4 separate regions of the Homo sapiens genome follow, and all the other regions are linked to region 1. A link is a contact called in ENCODE Hi-C or POLR2A ChIA-PET data. All regions are on one chromosome and are shown on one strand. Each heading gives the region's core, a stretch centred on a gene start or an enhancer-like site at or near the end of the contact. The rest is flanking DNA. Distances are from core to core; before and after follow the strand shown. Region 1 holds the start of TAOK1 (TAO kinase 1). Region 2 holds the start of TRAF4 (TNF receptor associated factor 4). Region 3 holds the start of SSH2 (slingshot protein phosphatase 2). Region 4 holds the start of SPAG5-AS1 (SPAG5 antisense RNA 1).

Region 1 (4,025 bases), core at 7-2,506:
CCATTACTTCCCTCTCCTGCTCCCCCTCCCTTCTGTGTATACATGGGTCTGTGTATGAAGAAACTGCCTTGGACTTCTGCAGCATTGCAGTAGACTAGAGGATGGGGAAGGGGGAAGGGTACGGGGAGAGAAACGCTTCCATCGCCCCTACAGAAGAGGGGTATAGATTTCCTGTGCTAGGGGGTGGAATCCACCCAGCAAGCCACCCAGAGCAGTCTCCCTTCCCAAGAATACACAGACACTACAAAGGAGAAGAGGAGCAAAGGCACCAGAGGGGAAGGGGACCTCGCGCCTTTAAACCGGGGTGCACATCAACCCAGTCTCCCTGTGAGGGCCACACCTTCCTCGAAACATCCCCCTTCCACCACCCCTTCCGGTGACCCTCAGGAAAAAGGAATGGAATTGCTCTCGCCCCTTAAAACCGGAGGGCGCCCAGCTCACCAGCTTCTTCACCCCACCCACAGAATCACAGACCCTCCTTTTCTCCCTCCCCCACCCCACTCCCACATCCCTTCTTCCACACACAGGCCCGAGTGGGCCGAATTTCCCCGCCCCCCTCTATATCCCCCTTTCCCAAAGCAGAGGTGCCCTTACCCTTTCGCCGACAGGTCTGGGGCGGAGCAGGCAGGCGCAGCCCCCTGCAGCGCTCCGGTAGCCGCTACCCTGGAGGGTGAGGAGTGAGGAGGAGGAGGGGGCCCGGCGACAGATCGCCGCCCCCCACCCCCGAGCCCCAGCAAGCCGCCCAGCCCAAGCTCTGCAACAAGGGGCGGCGGCGGCGGGGGGTGGGGGGGGGGGCGAGGGGACGACCGGGGTCGAGGAGGCGCCCTCAGCGCTTGGGCTCAGTTAAGATGGCGCGGGGAAGTGCCGGGAGCCGTCTCCGTCGCCGCCTCGGGGGAACCGGCCCGGGCCTCGGCCGCCTCTAGTCCTCACACAGCCGAGGCCCTCTCGGTCCCCCGCCGCGGCCCCTCGGCGGGCGGGCCCACGCGCAGCCCTCCGCCACCAACACCACCCCTGGTAAGGAGGCGCTCACAAAGGGAAGAGAGGCCGCGGGCCGGCCGGCGGACGGCGGGGCGGGGTCCCCCGGGGCCGGGAGGCCTCAGATGTTCGCGAGTGCCTAGTGCTTTCGGCCCGCGAAGGGCGCAGGGCGAGCGGGACCCCTCCTCTCTCCTCAGGCAGGCGGCGGCACCGACTCAGTCTCTTTGCCACCCTCCCTCTCTCTCCCCGAGCCCTGAAGCCACAGAGCCCGGCCGCTGCCCAGCTTCCCCCCCTTTACCCGACACCACTCCCCTCCTCCAGACCGTCATCCCCCGTCTCCGATCTCGCGAGATTTTCCGCCTGACAGGCCGGACCCTGCGCGAGACACGACTACATGCGCGCGCGCGCGCCCTCACAGGAGCGCGCAAGGCTTGCTACGGGCAGAGTTGTCCCGGTGGCCCGGAGTTCCAGCCTCTGTCCAGCATGGCCTCACTGAGTTCGCGGAGCTTCTAATGCCACGCGGGCGTCAGGTGCATTCATTTCACCCCGGAGATCTGAAGAAGAAGAGTTTATCTGCATTCCCCTTCCTTCCTGCTTCCCACCTCCAAAGCCCGCCACTGATCCTGCGAATAAGTTTGCCCTGAAGTGTGGAATATCCCATTCCTGCACAACTCGGTTCTACACCCCCTCCCCCGTGGGATTCAGAGGTACACTGGGCAGCGCAATCAGTATGCAGTTGAGTTTTTGAGATTCTAATAGTTGATACTAATTCTTGGAACGACAGTAAGACTTGGAAATACAGATCTAAGCCACCCTATATATTGGTGATGTAGAAAAGAGATAACTTCTTGAAAAGTGTCTGTGGGTTTAGTAGGTTGAGTAATGAGAAGTTTTGGAACAAGAGCAGCAAACAAACTAAAGACTCCTATGCAAAGAAGAAGTAGAGTTTTTATTCTTTTATCTCAAAACTTTTTTTTTTTTTTTTAGGGAAAACTCCCTCAGTACTTATTCAAGAACCTAAAAGTGTAAGGCCGGGCGCGGTGGCTCACGCCTGTAATCCCAGCACTTTGGGAGGCCGAGGCGGGCGGATCACGAGGTCAGGAGATCGAGAGCATCCTGGCTAACACGGTGAAACCCCGTCTCTATTAAAAGATAGAAAAAAATTAGCCGGGCGTGGTGGTGGGCGCCTGTAGTCCCAGCTAGCTACTCGGGAGGCTGAGGCAGGAGAATGGCGTGAACCCGGGAGGCGGAGGTTGCAGTGAGCCGAGATTGCGCCACTGCACTCCAGCCTGGGCGACAGAATGAGACTCGTCTCAAAAAAAAAAAAAAAAAAGAGAGAACCTAAAAGTGTACACAAAGTGTAGTCATAAAAAATCTTGGTTCTTTAACCAACAAAACGACTGAAATAAATAAACCTGTTATATGAGTTTCATGAATAAAAATTAACTCTGGGCCGGGCCCGGTGGCTCACGCCTGTAATTATAGCACTTTGGGAGGCTGAGACGGGCGGATCACCTGAGGTCAGGAGTTCGAGACCAGGCTGGCCATAGTAGATCTGTGCTCCAAGGAAGGAGCATGTTGATCAGACCTAAGCAATCCGTGTATACAGTGTATGTATGACCTTCCTCTAGTCTGGCTCAGGGATGGGCACATGATCCAATTAGAGCCAATGGGTACAATAAGATTTTCTCTGGCTTTTTGGGAAAGAAACTTTCTTATTTTCTCCCAAAAATGTAATATATATATTGAACTCCCAAAATGGAATCCAGTGGTGTGATCCTGGCTCACTGCAACCTCTGCCTCCCAGGATCAAATGATTCTGCTACCTCAGTCTCCCAAGTAACCGGAACTACAGGCATATGCCACCGTGCTGGCTAAGTTTTGTATTTTTTGTAGAGATGGGTTTCGCCATGTTGCCCAGGCTGGTCTTGAACTCCTGGCCTCAAAGGATCCACCTGCTTCGGCCTCCCAAAGTACTAAGATTACAGATGTGAGCCACCGTGCCCAGCCTATGATTTTTCAATGAGCAATAATCACACCTCGGATAAATCTCATTGGCTACAATACTGCCACTGCACAAAGTTTCTGAAATTTGATGATGATGATAACAAAAATAGTGAAATAGTTAACACGTATTGAGTGCTGATTATATGCCAGAGAGAGTTCTAAACACTCTACTTATTTACTCCTCACAATAACCATATTGGGTGGGTATAATTATTATTCCCTTTTAGAAATGGTGGAACTGGGCCTGGCACGGTGGCTCATGCCTGTAATCCCAGCACTTTGGGAGGCTGAGGTGGGCAGATTACCTGAGGTCAGGAGTTCGAGACCAGCCTGGCCAACATCGTGAAAAAAATTAGCCGGGCATGGTGGTACACGCCTGTAATCCCAGCTACTCAGGAGGCTGAGGCAAGAGAATTGCTTGAGCCCAGGAGACAGAGGTTGCAGTGAGAGGAGATTGTGCCACTGCACTCCAGCCTGGCCAACAGAACGAGACTCTGTCAAAAAGAAAGAAAGAGAGAGAGAGAGAAAGAAAGAAAGAGTGGCACTGAGGCACAGAGAAGAATTTTGATTAACTTGTCAAAGTTCTTATAGCCAGTTTGTGGTGAAGCCAGTTGTCAAACTCAGCTTTCATCCAGAACCACTGTGTTCTTTTTTTTCTTTTTTTCTTTTTTTTGAGACAGAGTCTCACTCTGTCGCCCAGGCTGGAGTGCCATGGCGCGATCTCAGCTCACTGCAATCTCTGCCTCCCGGGTTCAAGCAATTCTTCTACCTCAGCCTCCTGAATAGCTGGGACTACAGGCGCGTGTCACTGCGCCCGGCTAATTTTTGTATTTTTAGTAGAGACGGGGGGGGGTTCACCATATTGGCCAGGCTGGTCTCGAACCCCTGATCTCGTGATTCACCCGCCTTGGCCTCCCAAAGTGATGGGATTACAAGCTGAGCCACTGTGCTCGGTCTATATTCTTTTTTTTTTTTTTTTTTGGGACGGAGTCTCGCTCTGTTGCCCAGGCTGGAGTGCAGTGTCACGATCTCAGCTCACTGCA
Region 2 (4,080 bases), core at 381-2,880, 650 kb after region 1:
GCCCAGGGAAGAAGACAGGATGGGGGGAGGGGGTGTGGGAGTGGGAGAGGAAGAGGGGATTTCCGGGAGGGGGAGTGGCAGAGAGGGGGGCCAAGAAGGTGGTGGAAGGAATCCGGCCTGACGGCCCCCTCCCCCGCTCCTTTCCCGAGGCAGTCAGGGTGGGTCAGCTGTGGGGGGGTCGGGGGGCTCAGCTGGCCTCATCTGGAACCCAGAGGGCCGGGGAAGAGCAGTGGCGGAGACAATGGGGCTGTGTCTGTAGGAGAGTAAATGTGTACACTGCCGAGGGGGAGGGGGCAGTCCTGCAGCTTGTGCCGGAGCATATGTGAGGGCAGGAGCCGGCCCAGGCTGTGGGGAACAGAAAACAAAGGGCCTGCTGAGATTTCCGCCAGTAGGAGCTACGGAGGACCGAGCGAGGGAGGGAGGCACGGCGGGAGGGAGCACCGGAGGCAGGCGTCTCAGAGGTACTATCCCTGCCAGGCCCTCGATCCCCTCGTCCCAGCAAACAGCCAGGCAGTGGCCGACTCGGCCTTCCCCTGCGCTCTGGGGGCATGACCTCCGAAGAGTCGGGGCTCCTTCACCCTGCTTCCCACACCCGGGCCTGAGGGGTTCCCTGCGTGAGCAGGAGATTCAAGACATACAGGGCGCCCAGAAACTTGATGGATGCCCAAGAGCCAAGGGCTAACCTGCGTCCTGAGAGGGCAGCGGGAGTTCAGTAACAACACGAGTGCGACCCCCTTCTTCATGACTTATGGACCACCCGCCTTACTCCAGCCCCCGGGAGAGAGGGGAGCCGCCTAGAGGGGTCCTTCTTCGGGGGAGGATTCAGTCCTTCCTCCATTGTGTGATCATAAGCAGTCCGGGTTTAAATCCTAGTTAAGCCTTTAAGTAACTATGTGACCCTGGGCAAGTCGCAGCCTTTCTTTGAATCTCGTTTCATGATCTGTGAAATGGGAGAACAATAGCTACCGTTCTCTGAACGTTCGAAGAATCAGAAGAGGTTAGATGGGGGAAAGCTCCGGAGGCTCAAACTGCCACGCGGGAGCGGGTTTTGTCCTCTTCCCCCAGGATTCAAAGTTCAAGGCTGAGGCCGCGCCGGCTCTCAGGTGACGGGGAAGGGCCTCTTCCCCTCCTGACCCCACGAGAAGGCGCCGAGGTCTTCCGCCCCGGGCCGGGCAGTTGGGACCCGCCCGGACCCCTCGGATTCCTGCGGGGGGGGCCTCCCTCGGGGCTTGACGTCATCCCTCCCCGTGACGTCACGGGGCGCCCCTGAGGTCACAGGGTCGCAGCGCAGACAAAGGCCCGCCTTGCCCCGGGCCCGAGACCCTCCCCAGGCGGCGCCCCCCGCCCCGCCCCGCCCCCGCTGTCCCCTGCTCCCCGGCCAGCACCTGAGGAACTCCTGCAGGCAGGTATCGCAGAAACGGTGGCCGCAGGTGGAAACCTGCACAGGCTCGCGCATGGGCTTCCCGCACAGTGGGCACAGCAGCCGTCGCTTGGGCTTCTCCAGGAACTTGTAGTCGAAGCCAGGCATGGCGGGCGAGCGGCCGGCACGGGCGAGCGGGGCCAGGCACGCGGCGGCCCCACAGCCCGCGCCTCGCTGGAGCGGCGCTCCCGGCTCCGGGCGGCGCCGACTGGCGGTCGCGGCCAGGGCTCGGCTGTGAAGCCCGCCCTCCGGAAGAGAGGGCGGACCGCGGCCGCGCGGTCCTAATGCGCGCCCTCGCGGCCCCGCCCACCCCCGAGTGCATGGTTTTTGGGTCTGGTGACCGCCAGTCTCGCCCACCCACGGGATCATGGGCTTTTCTTTCCCCTGGGGGACAGAGATCGTGGCTCCGCTTCTCCCCAGAGCCCGCGGGCCCCGGGGAAGTGCGGGTCGGAAAAGGGGACGGGCCGCGCCACAAAGGTTTTCTTCTCCAGAGGCAACAGCTCGGCCTCCGGGGCCGTGAGCAGCCCAGGAACCGTGGCCCCAGCTTCCAGGTGCTAGGCAGCCGAAGCCTGGCAACCAGCTCCGGGGAGCCCAGCTGGGGCGGGGAGGCTGGACTGGGCGCTGGGCCAGAGGAACCTCGGCCCCAGCCTCCGGCTGCGCCCACATTCCTCCCTTGGCCGCAGCCCTGCCACCGAGGTCGGGCCCAGCCCAGTCCTGGGGTGCCTGGTCGCCACCCCCACCCTTGAAGACACCACACTCCAGGCAGGCAGCTGATATTTTTATTGGCCTTCCTGTCCTCTGGGAAACCGGTCTGGTCCCACCAGCTACCCATTCTCTCAACTGTTTCTGGGGAAAGGCATGGGGGGGACGGGCAATCTCCAGCGCGGATCTTTTCTGCAGCACTTAGTGACTCCTGCCCTCCTGCTGGGGAAGAGAGGCAAGCCGACGTCTAGCAAATCCTGCCTCAGGATGAAAGTGTAGGGGAGGTGGCAGCACTCCCGGGGACCGCCCAGCCCCGGGCTATGCAGAAGCTAGGCAGGCCTAATGGCCAGTCCAGGCAGGCCCTGGCTTGCCCTGCTCCAAAGTATGGAGATAGAGTCCCGGTAAGCACCAAATACTTTTTTTTTTTTTTTTTTTTTTTTTTTTTTGAGAGGGAGACTTGCTCTGTCATCCAGGCTGGAGTGCAGTGGTGCGATCTCGGCTCACTGCAAACTTCACCTCCCGGGTTCAAGGGATTCTCTTGCCTTAGCCTCCAGAGTAGCTGGGATTACAGGCGCCCGTCACCATGCCTGGTTAATTTTTGTATTTTTAGTAGAGACGGGGTTTCACCATGTTGGCCAGGCTGGCCTCAGTCTACTGACCTCAAGTGATCCGCCCGCCTTGGCCTCCCAAAGTGCTGGAATTACAGGCGTGAGCCACCGCACCCAGCCTTATTTTCTTCTTTTTTTTTTTTTTTGGTGGAGACAGCGGTCTCGCTATGGTCCCCAGGCTGGTCTCCCAACTCCTGGCCACAAGGGATCAAGGGATCCTCCTGGCCAAAGCACTGCCTATGCAGGTGTGAGCCACCGCCGCCGGCCCAGACTTATTTTCTAACTGGGCTAGGGGAAAGGGTAGGGTCTGTGTGGAGCTACAGCTGCCTTCAGCCTTTTTTGTTTTTTTTTTTTTTTTGAGACGGAGTCTGGTTCTGTCGCCCAGGCTGGAGGGGTTTACGCCATTCTCCTGCCTCAGCCTCCTGAGCAGCTGGGACTACAGGCGCGTGCCACCACGCCCAGCTAATTTTTTTGTATTTTTAGTAGAGATGGGGTTTCACCACGTTAGCCAGGATGGTCTCGATCTCCTGACCTCGTGATCCGCCCGCCTCAGCCTCCCAAAGTGCTGGGATTACAGGCGTGAGCCACTGCGCCCGGCTGCCTTCAGCCTTTTTATGGCAAGGCTCTGGAGGCCACCCTGCTTCCAAAGGCTAGGTCTGCCTTCTAACTCTAGCCAGGCTGGACCCTGGGGACACTGACTGAAGGGAGGAAGGGGTAGGAAGGGCAAAGAGGTGGTAGGAGAACAAAGTGGTTGAGGTTTCCATATCCAAGGCCAAAAGCAGAGCAGGGGTTTTGCCAGCCCTGATACCCCATGATGACACAATCCAGGAGACAGCTGCAAGTCATGCCTTGGGCACCTGCACTTTTCAGAGCATTCAGAGGAGAAGCAATATCAGGGTGGTCCAGAGGTGAATCCGGGTGCCTCAGGGGGGGACCGGCTCATCTGTGACCGCTGGAGGGTACCGAAGAGAAACCCTTGCAGCTTCTGAGGGCAGTGCCTCCAGAAATCATCACCCACCTCCCACTCCCACTGGGCCCTGGATTCTGGACCCTGTTAGGCCAGAAAGAGAGTTTCAGCATCAACGGGACTCAGCAGTAGGAGAAAGAATGCATGTGAGCCCTGGGGAGCAGTGGAGGCAGCCCTTCCATGAGGCCCAAGAAGCACCAGCCTTGGCCACCCCAGGCAGGAAGCTTGAAGCTTTTCAACCGCAGCTTCTGCTTTTTTTATCTGGGGGCTAAAGATGCTTTTGGTGATGTGGCCATCTGTGAACACTGGGGATGGGAGTGTGGACAGGGGCCAGCTGGGCTGTGTGGTGAAGTGGGAAAAGTTACAACTCACATCGAACAGCC
Region 3 (3,989 bases), core at 905-3,404, 540 kb before region 1:
GACAGGAGTTCGAGACCAGCCTGGCCAATACGGTGAAACCCCGTCCCTACTAAAAATATAAAAACTAGCCGGGTGTGGTGGCGGGCCCCTGTAATCCCAGCTACTCGGGAGGCTGAGGCAGGAGAATTGCTTGAACCCGGGAGGCGGAGGTTGCAGTGAGCCGAGATTGCACCACTGCACTCCAGCCTGGGTGGCAAAGGGAGACTCCGTCTCAAAAAAAAAAAAAAAAAAAGTTATCTTAATTGCATAGAGGGCTTTATTTACAGTTTATTCTGAACTTTACCATACATTATCTCAAGAATCTTGTCAGTTAGGGTTCCATTGTAGAGATAAAGGAATTAAAGCTCAAAAAGTTCAAGCCATTTGCATAAGGTTTTAGAGCTGGAACTAGAAACCAGGTCTTCTGATTCCTATGGTAGTGCTCTTTCTCACTGCAAGGTTAATGGACTTAAGCCTTTCATCTTCCAAAAGAATTTCTGAAGAGTATGTTACCATGAAAAAGTAGAACATCATTGTTGCCCTCCCTGAGTCAGAGAATCAACATACAAGTACTAAGACCTACAGATTTGAATATTACTTTTTCTAGAATGATACTTTGGTTCATAAAGCACATATATTTCATTTATTTGAGTTCATTCAGCTTCTAGCTATGTGTATTTTTTGGCTATGTATCTAGTTTCCTCTTTGGTCTCCCATGCATTGGTTCAAAGTTCTTACTTCTGAAACTTGCCTTCTCTTTTCCTGTTTACTACGGAGCTCTGGGGAAAACACAGTCAGATTGTTTAATCTGTGAACCATACATCTTTGTTTAATTTTGTCTCACAGGCACTCCTGATCACCACCAGGGGGCAAAAGCCTACCAGCTGGCTTCTCTGCACTACACTCTACATAGGACTGTACAGTACAGGGACCCTCAGTGTCTGATTCTTGATGGAACCTCCCTGCTAATTATTTCAACCACAGGGCCCCAGGGAGAGAACAAAGGCTCAGCACAGAGGACTCTTGTGGCGTTTAACCGTACAGCAGCCAGAAAGAGCTCATGACAGCCCTGTCAGTTTAAAAGAAGCAATGAGATCCAAGAGTGTTTGAGTGACAAACAGGAGGGGGTGGGTTTTAATAACTGCAAACTCCCAAGTGTGTGTGTTTTCTACAGCTTTGATATGTACGGTGGTATTTACCAGCTCATCCACTCAAGCTGAGAAATAGCCTTGTCAACTCTCTTTCTTTGTGTAAATAATCAGTGATATTTGCATTGTGCAATTTTTTTCCTTTTTAATCTTGATTTTCCATTACATTCTTTGCTTATGTTCTGCAGACAATTTACCCCTGAGAAAACCATTCCCTTAAAATATCTTTTAATCTACATTTTTACATAGGTCTATGAAAGAATGACATTTAGAGACGAAGGAGAAGAAAGCTTAACGAGCAAATCCTGTTTAATTAAAAGACTGTCTTCACAGCAGGAGGCAAGTGAGAGGTCAATAGCAGGCTGGACCCTCACAACCGGCTTCCTCGGACTCCCAGGCGCGCTCAGCTTCTCTTCTCCTCAGGAATAATGAATAAGTCTTTAGACAGGCAATAGAGGAAGCATGAGGGTACCACAAACCTTTCCAGGGTATCAAACGGAAAATGGTTTTCTTTCCAGAAGTCTCATCATAAAACATAGACGGAAGGGGGGGAAAAGTTAAGAAAAAGCCCCCGAGAGCCGGGGTGAAGGGAGTAAACTGGTCTAGCCCAGTTCTGTCTGCGCCCAGTGAGAGGGTTTGAAACTCCGCGGAGCCCTTTCCCAATAGAAAACGTGTTTGCTTCAGGATTTTCATCTCAGCTGCTTTTTTTTAAGGTTGGTTAAGCTGTGCGCCGCCCCACCTCATAAAATGGTTGTCTCTCAGGAGTGAAGACTCCAGCGGCCCCCCGCCCTGGGACCCCTCACCGGGCTGGCTCCCTTCGGCCCCTTCCCCCACCCCACTCCACAGCACCCAGTGCTGGCAAACCGCGCGATTCCAGCACGAAGGAGGAAACCCAGGAGGGTGCGGCGGCCCGAGGCGCACGCACTCGGCCAGCTTCCGGCAACTCAAGGGTTACGACCAGGCGGCGGCGCGCGCCGAGGGGAGAGGCGGTAGCTGACAGGTGGCGCCTGCGCACTGGGAGCGCTCATTGTGCCCCGCAGCTGCGGAACCGCCCGCCCGCCGCCCGTTCGGAGCGTCAGTCGGCGACAGTCTGGTGGTGGGTGCGGAGTCTGCGGCCGTTCCCGCGGCCTCCTCCTCCTCCCCGTTCCCTTCACCCCCACCCCGCACCCCTTTCCCCATCCCGGCTCCGTCACCCTCCCGTCCCCCACACTCAGGACAAGAATGCCCTGCCCGGAACAACCCAGCAGCGCCTAGATGGCTTTGGTCACGGTCCAGCGGTCACCTACCCCCAGCACCACCTCCAGCCCCTGCGCCTCGGTGAGTCCTTCCTGGCGGCCGCTCCGCTTGCTTCTGTCACTGCGGCTCCGCTTTGCCTCAGCGGGTCCCGCCGAACGCCACTGCGCACGCGCCGCGCCGCTTCCCAGGCCTTGGCACTCGGCTGCCGCGAACCCCCCCACACCCCCATGTTAAAGACTAGCAGCAGGAACTACAAGACGTTGATTTTTGCCCCCATCACCCTGAGCACCTAGCTCCTCACAATCCTCGCCCTGAAATCCCCTGTGGCATGCCTCCCTATGGCTTGAGCACTTCCTTTTGGTAATGAGTCATTCTTGCTTTTCACCCTCCCCCTTCTTTTACCCTCTGTTGCTCTGCTGCAGGGAGGGGACCGTGAGCCTCCTGCGTTGCCCCTTACCCACACCCACATCTCTTACCCACACCATTTCATAGACCTGTTCAGTATTTGCACACTGCACACCCTTCTTCGTACTCGCCAGGGTGTGTGCCTTCCCCTAGTCACTTGCTGGCTTTCTTTTGCTCTGTACTGTTCAGGCTTTGAACTGCCCAACCGTAGTTATTCCTTGGTTTCTCCCGCCTGCCCCCCACCCCAGAGGGTAGCAATGATCTCTGTTTCCTGGACCTCTTACCTTTCCTTTATGAGGTCCCGAAGCATCTGGTGCTGCTTAGTGATCAGTGTCAAATTATTTCCGTCTTACAGATATTTATGCCTTACACTCATTGCTCGTGATCATTCTTGTTCTAAGGTCGTGTTTGTATGGCTCGTTACCTCAGATGCCTATGCCAATAAAGCATGCTCTCAGAAGGAAAATACCCAGTAACCAGCCTTTCCCCGCTGGGCCCGTCTTTGCCTTCTCTCCTCGCCCCACCCCCATTCGTTTACACTCCATTCTCTTAGGCTCCATTTTTGAAAATATTTATTTTTAAAAACAATATATTGCACCAGTGGGGCAAATGGGCTTTAAAAAACCAACATCCAGATGTTTTAGAGAGAAATAAACTGAGTGAAAATGCGAGCAACTGGGAAAACCACCTTGAACTTCCTACAGAACTGTAATTTTAAAAACGGTGTTGGTGGATTTGGTAGTATCAGGTTGCAAAAAAAGGTATTTAATAAACACTGTACCACTTTCCACTGTAAAAAAATCATCAGGTTACCCTTAATATTTGTATGTTAACTGAGGTGTGAGCTTTGATATCCTGAAATTTGCTGGCTTGTCATTTCAGTATAATTTCCTGAATTTCAAAGTTTTGTTGTGTATGGTTGTGGTTTCTTCTTTTCTGAGCTTTAATTGCATTTTGTGTGATGAAATTGACAACTATATCTTAATAAGTGATTTTATTTCAAAGGTTATATATCTTGTGTTGTTTCAGAGAGCAGAACTGGGATTCTTGGTTCAGGGAGGCAGATTTCCAGTGATTGTAAGGAAGAATTTGTAACAGTGGAGTGCACTGCCTTGCAAAATAGTGAGTGCACATTGCTGGAAATATTCAAGCAAAGGCTGGAGAACATTTTGCCTGGGAGGTGGTATAAAGAATTCCTGCAGTGGGGGACTTCTAAGACTA
Region 4 (3,765 bases), core at 413-2,912, 790 kb after region 1:
AATATGTAAACAGTATTAAAAAAAAAAAATATATATATATATATTTTTTTTTTTTTTTGAGACAAGGTCTTGCTTTGTCGCCCAGGCTAGAGTGCAGTGGGATGATCATAGCTCACAGCAGCCTTGAACTAGGTTCAAGCGATCCTCCCAAGCTGGGATTATAGGTGTGTGCCCCCAACCCTGCCACCCCTGGCTTAACTTTTTTTTTTTTTTGAGACGGAGTCTAGCTCTGTCACCCAGGCTGGAGTGTAGTGGTGCCATCTCAGCTCACTGCAACCTCCGCCTCCCAGGTTCAAGAGATTCTTCCTGCCTCAGCCTCCCAAGTAGCTGGGATTACAGGCGTGTGCCACCACACCTGGCTAATTTTTGTATTTTTAGTAGAAACGGGGTTTCGCCGTGTTGGGCAGGCTGGTCTCGAACTCCTGACCTCAGGTGATCCGCCTGCCTCGGCCTCCCGAAGTGCGGGATTATAGGCGTGAGCCACCGTGCCCGGCCCAAATTTTTTTTTTGTAGACATAGGTCTCACTATATTGCCGAGGCAGGTCTCGAACTCCTGGGCTTAAAGGATCCTCCTGCCTCTGTCTCCTCCGTGCTGGGATTACAGGCATGAGCCACCGCACCTGGCGATATTTTGCATTCTTTTTTTCATACGACGTGTTTGAAATCCAGTTTGTACAGTGTTTTACATTTATAGCACATTCCCACTGGGACTAGTCACATCTGAAGTGCTCAAAAGCCACTATGGCTAGGGCTAACGTACTGGACAACACAATGCTAGAGGAGCCCGTCCCTGAGGACGCTGCAGTTTATAACATCATAGTTCCTCCTCTTTGGACTGCTGCTTTCCCCCTATGTATTAAGACTTGCAGAGTGTAAACAGGGCGCCGTGAGTGTGCAAAGCACACACACCTTCGCAAACGGCTCACTCTGAATACTGACCTTTCGGCTGTCCTACCTTCAACAGGTTTCCCGTGCATAGGAGATCCAAGACAGCAGAAGGCAGGAGCTGGCGGGACAGGGAGGAAGAGCGGCTCTGCCGTTTACTATCTGTGTGACGCTGAGCAAATTACACACGGTCTCTCTGACTCAGCTCCTTCCTGTCACAAATGGGGATATTTATAGTATTTCTCACTACGTAGGTCCTTATGCGCATTAAATGAGCTACTACACGGCATTCGGCATAGCGCCAGGCACACACTCAATGTTCAATACATGTAGGCGGTTAGCCCAGTAAACTGGTAGCCGGCCTGAGTAAGTCCCAGGAAAAGCCCAGAAACTCTGGAGACATTACAGCCCAGGTCGAGAACCACGGCCCGGGCCGTCCCGGACGCGGGCCCACCAAGCCTAGGGAAGCCGCTCGGCACCGCTTCGGCTTCTAGACTCCCTGGCCGGCTCTTTCCCGTCAAGGCTGCGGCTGGAGAGGACTGAGGGAGACCTAGGGAGAGGATTCCTCTTCTCCATCCACGGAGACAACTTGGATATGAACACCATGGATGTGAGGAGGTCCGCTGGAAGCAGGAGGGATGGACTCCTGGACTCTCCAGCTACCTGCGTGGTCCTCCCCGGTGTGAGGACAGAAGACCGGTCCTGGGCCGGGCCCGCATCCAGCCCTACCGCCGGTGTCTGAGGTGAGGGCTCCGTCAGCGGAAAACGCTCGACAACGGAGGGGCAGGCAGGGCCGGGGGCGTGGTCAACGCGGGCCCCGCCCCCCGGGCTCTACCCCCGAGCGTACGCGCGCGCCTGAAGCAGCCAACCAGGAAGCGCAGAGCAGGTTCAAACACAGACGGCGGGTGAACATGGCGTCCTCGACTTGGTCTGAGACGTGATAGGCCTGCCTTCTGGTTGAAGATGTGGCGAGTGAAAAAACTGAGCCTCAGCCTGTCGCCTTCGCCCCAGACGGTAAGCGGGAGATCTCTGGCGGAGAGAACTGGGCCGGGCTGCTGTCGCGGGGGCACCGGCCGTGTCTACTGTCCTGGAAAGTTGGGTCGAGCCCGGGGTTGGGGGCTTGTGGAGTCTTTGTTCGCCTTGCTGCTCCTGCGCGACTAGGGTGCGAGCGTACTCTTCTAATCGCATTTTGGGCTTCTTAGGGAGGGAGGAGGGGCGGGCTGGCAGAACCCAGGCTTCCTCACACTCGCCCTCTTTCTTGGTTTCTTTCTCAGGGAAAACCATCTATGAGAACTCCTCTCCGTGAACTTACCCTGCAGCCCGGTGCCCTCACCAACTCTGGAAAAAGATCCCCCGCTTGCTCCTCGCTGACCCCATCACTGTGCAAGCTGGGGCTGCAGGTGAGATTCGCCTGGACAGCTTCTCGACTGGGCTGTTTGCCCAGGGTGAGAGCTCAGGGGAACAGAGGGCCAGGGCTACAATAATTAATAACGATAATGAAGTCTTCTACGTCGGTGACATCCATTTACAGCTATTCAGGCCAACAGAGAGGTGCCCTAGGGTGGTTAAAGGAAATCCAGTGAGAACTTGAATCTCTGTTTAGCTGTTAGTTTTTATTACCTCCTCCTCCTCCCTTCGACCTTTATCAAACTATTGAGAAATCCTACCACCCTGATTAGTGCTCTTCCTCCAACATGGGGTCACTTACGGAAAGGTCAGTCACCTGCAAGATTGAGGCAATATCCATTTACTCTAGGAGGTAGTTAGAACTCTCCTGGGATCAAGTTACACCACTGGAAGGTAGGGTACTTGAATCACCTTAGTTTAAACTAGCTCCTTGCAGAATTGCCCTCACTGATTTGTACTTTTGTTAAACGTTTTGAGAGACGTAGCCATGTAGAAACTGCATTTCAGTTGCTGTCAAAACTTGTCAAGGAAGCAGCTTGACTCCTGTATAAGATTCCTCCAAGAAAGGCTTTAGGACTAACTGCCTGGAAAAATTGTCTTCCTGAAGAAATTGCTATCCTTTTCTTTCTGATAATGAGAACTATGTAGTTTACCATATTTTCCCTCTTGCTCTGCCTTCTAGAAAGCTCAAGGCCAAACTGGATCATCACATACAGCTACTGTTATAGCTGTATAGGAAGTTTTGCTTCCTCTTTTTTGACCATGACTTTGTTATTTCATTAATCGTATCTATTCATTTTCATGCATATGAATTATTTTTGGAAGGAGATGGGATATCAATAAAATAGGTATGAGGAGGAAAGAAGAGTGTATAGACAGATGACATCCTGAGTAACAGAAGTATGATGATAGCATAGCAGTCTTTCTTGAAAGAGTTGCAAAATACCTACTGTCCAATAGAACTTTCTGGGATGAGGGAAATATTTGATAATCTGTGCTGTCCAGCATGGTAACTACTAGTCACATGGTTATTGAGCACTTAAAACGTGGCTGAGGTGACTGAAGAATTGAATTTTTTTGTTTTTGAGACGGAGTCTTGCTCTGTCACCCAGGCTGGAGTGCAGTGGCGTGATCTTGGCTCACTGCAATCTCCGCCTCCAGGGCTCAAGCGATTCTCCTGCCTCAGGCTCCTGAGTAACTGGGATTACAGGTGCACACCACCACGCCTGGCTAATTTTTTGTATTTTTAGTAGAGACAGGGTTTCACAATGTTGGCCAGGCTGGTCTCAAACTCCTGACCTCAAGTGGTCCGCCCGCCTCGGCCTCCCAAAGTGCTGGGATTACAGGTGTGAGCCACTGTGCCTGGCCTGAATAATTGAATATTTAATTTAATTTAATTTAATTAATTTTTTTTTGAGATGGAGTTTCGCTCTTGTTGCCCAGGTTGGAGTCCAATGGCGCGATCTCGGCTCA

What was found. Hi-C counts contacts between places; a loop is a spot of excess contacts on that map. ChIA-PET counts read pairs that join two places held with the same protein, here RNA polymerase II (POLR2A). Pooled maps may share reads with other maps.
Region 2: a pooled map shows a loop between it and region 1 (4-fold over the local background). The contact joins the promoter of TRAF4 here to the promoter of TAOK1 in region 1. A Hi-C loop is called at or near these places in 2 of 50 pooled maps. POLR2A ChIA-PET finds 5 or more read pairs at or near these places in 2 of 52 experiments (WTC11 and activated naive CD4-positive, alpha-beta T cell).
Region 3: a loop to region 1 is called in a map of CD4-positive, alpha-beta T cell, with 5 times the contacts of the local background. The contact joins the promoter of SSH2 here to the promoter of TAOK1 in region 1. A Hi-C loop is called at or near these places in 3 of 168 maps with a recorded cell type or tissue (CD4-positive, alpha-beta T cell, CD4-positive, alpha-beta memory T cell and naive thymus-derived CD4-positive, alpha-beta T cell), 2 of 37 single-sample maps with no recorded cell type and 13 of 50 pooled maps. POLR2A ChIA-PET finds 5 or more read pairs at or near these places in 4 of 52 experiments (A673, Caco-2, PC-9 and 1 more).
Region 4: a loop to region 1 is called in a pooled map, with 5 times the contacts of the local background. The contact joins the promoter of SPAG5-AS1 here to the promoter of TAOK1 in region 1. A Hi-C loop is called at or near these places in 2 of 50 pooled maps. POLR2A ChIA-PET finds 5 or more read pairs at or near these places in 2 of 52 experiments (K562 and naive thymus-derived CD8-positive, alpha-beta T cell).

What each region holds. Positions count from the first base shown.
Region 1 is chr17:29,387,594-29,391,618 of GRCh38, reverse strand. It overlaps TAOK1 (TAO kinase 1), which reads right to left and starts at 1,256. Exons shown (of 20, transcript NM_020791.4): 1 at 595-1,256. It overlaps MIR4523 (microRNA 4523), which reads right to left and starts at 957; the gene lies at 889-957. It also overlaps the pseudogene RNU4-34P. RefSeq lists enhancers at 1-90, 1,251-1,340, 1,461-1,700 and a silencer at 741-1,210.
Region 2 is chr17:28,741,561-28,745,640 of GRCh38, reverse strand. TRAF4 (TNF receptor associated factor 4) reads right to left here and starts at 1,630. Exons shown (of 7, transcript NM_004295.4): 1 at 1,386-1,630. The coding sequence starts at 1,528. NEK8 (NIMA related kinase 8) reads right to left here. Exons shown (of 15, transcript NM_178170.3): 14 at 4,070-4,080; 15 at 2,186-3,682. The coding sequence ends at 3,654. RefSeq lists silencers at 1,152-1,351, 1,372-1,781, 2,236-2,530 and enhancers at 2,236-2,530, 1,554-2,554, 3,690-3,849.
Region 3 is chr17:29,928,393-29,932,381 of GRCh38, reverse strand. It overlaps SSH2 (slingshot protein phosphatase 2), which reads left to right and starts at 2,154. Exons shown (of 16, transcript NM_001282129.2): 1 at 2,154-2,444. The coding sequence starts at 2,382. It also overlaps a transcript of EFCAB5 not described here. RefSeq lists silencers at 972-1,141, 1,875-1,964, 2,115-2,394, 2,905-2,954.
Region 4 is chr17:28,597,030-28,600,794 of GRCh38, reverse strand. It overlaps SPAG5-AS1 (SPAG5 antisense RNA 1), which reads right to left and starts at 1,662. Exons shown (of 3, transcript NR_040012.1): 1 at 1,549-1,662; 2 at 940-1,097. It overlaps SPAG5 (sperm associated antigen 5), which reads left to right and starts at 1,770. Exons shown (of 24, transcript NM_006461.4): 1 at 1,770-1,899; 2 at 2,160-2,285. The coding sequence starts at 1,849. RefSeq lists enhancers at 1,260-1,339, 1,564-2,108 and a silencer at 1,550-1,859.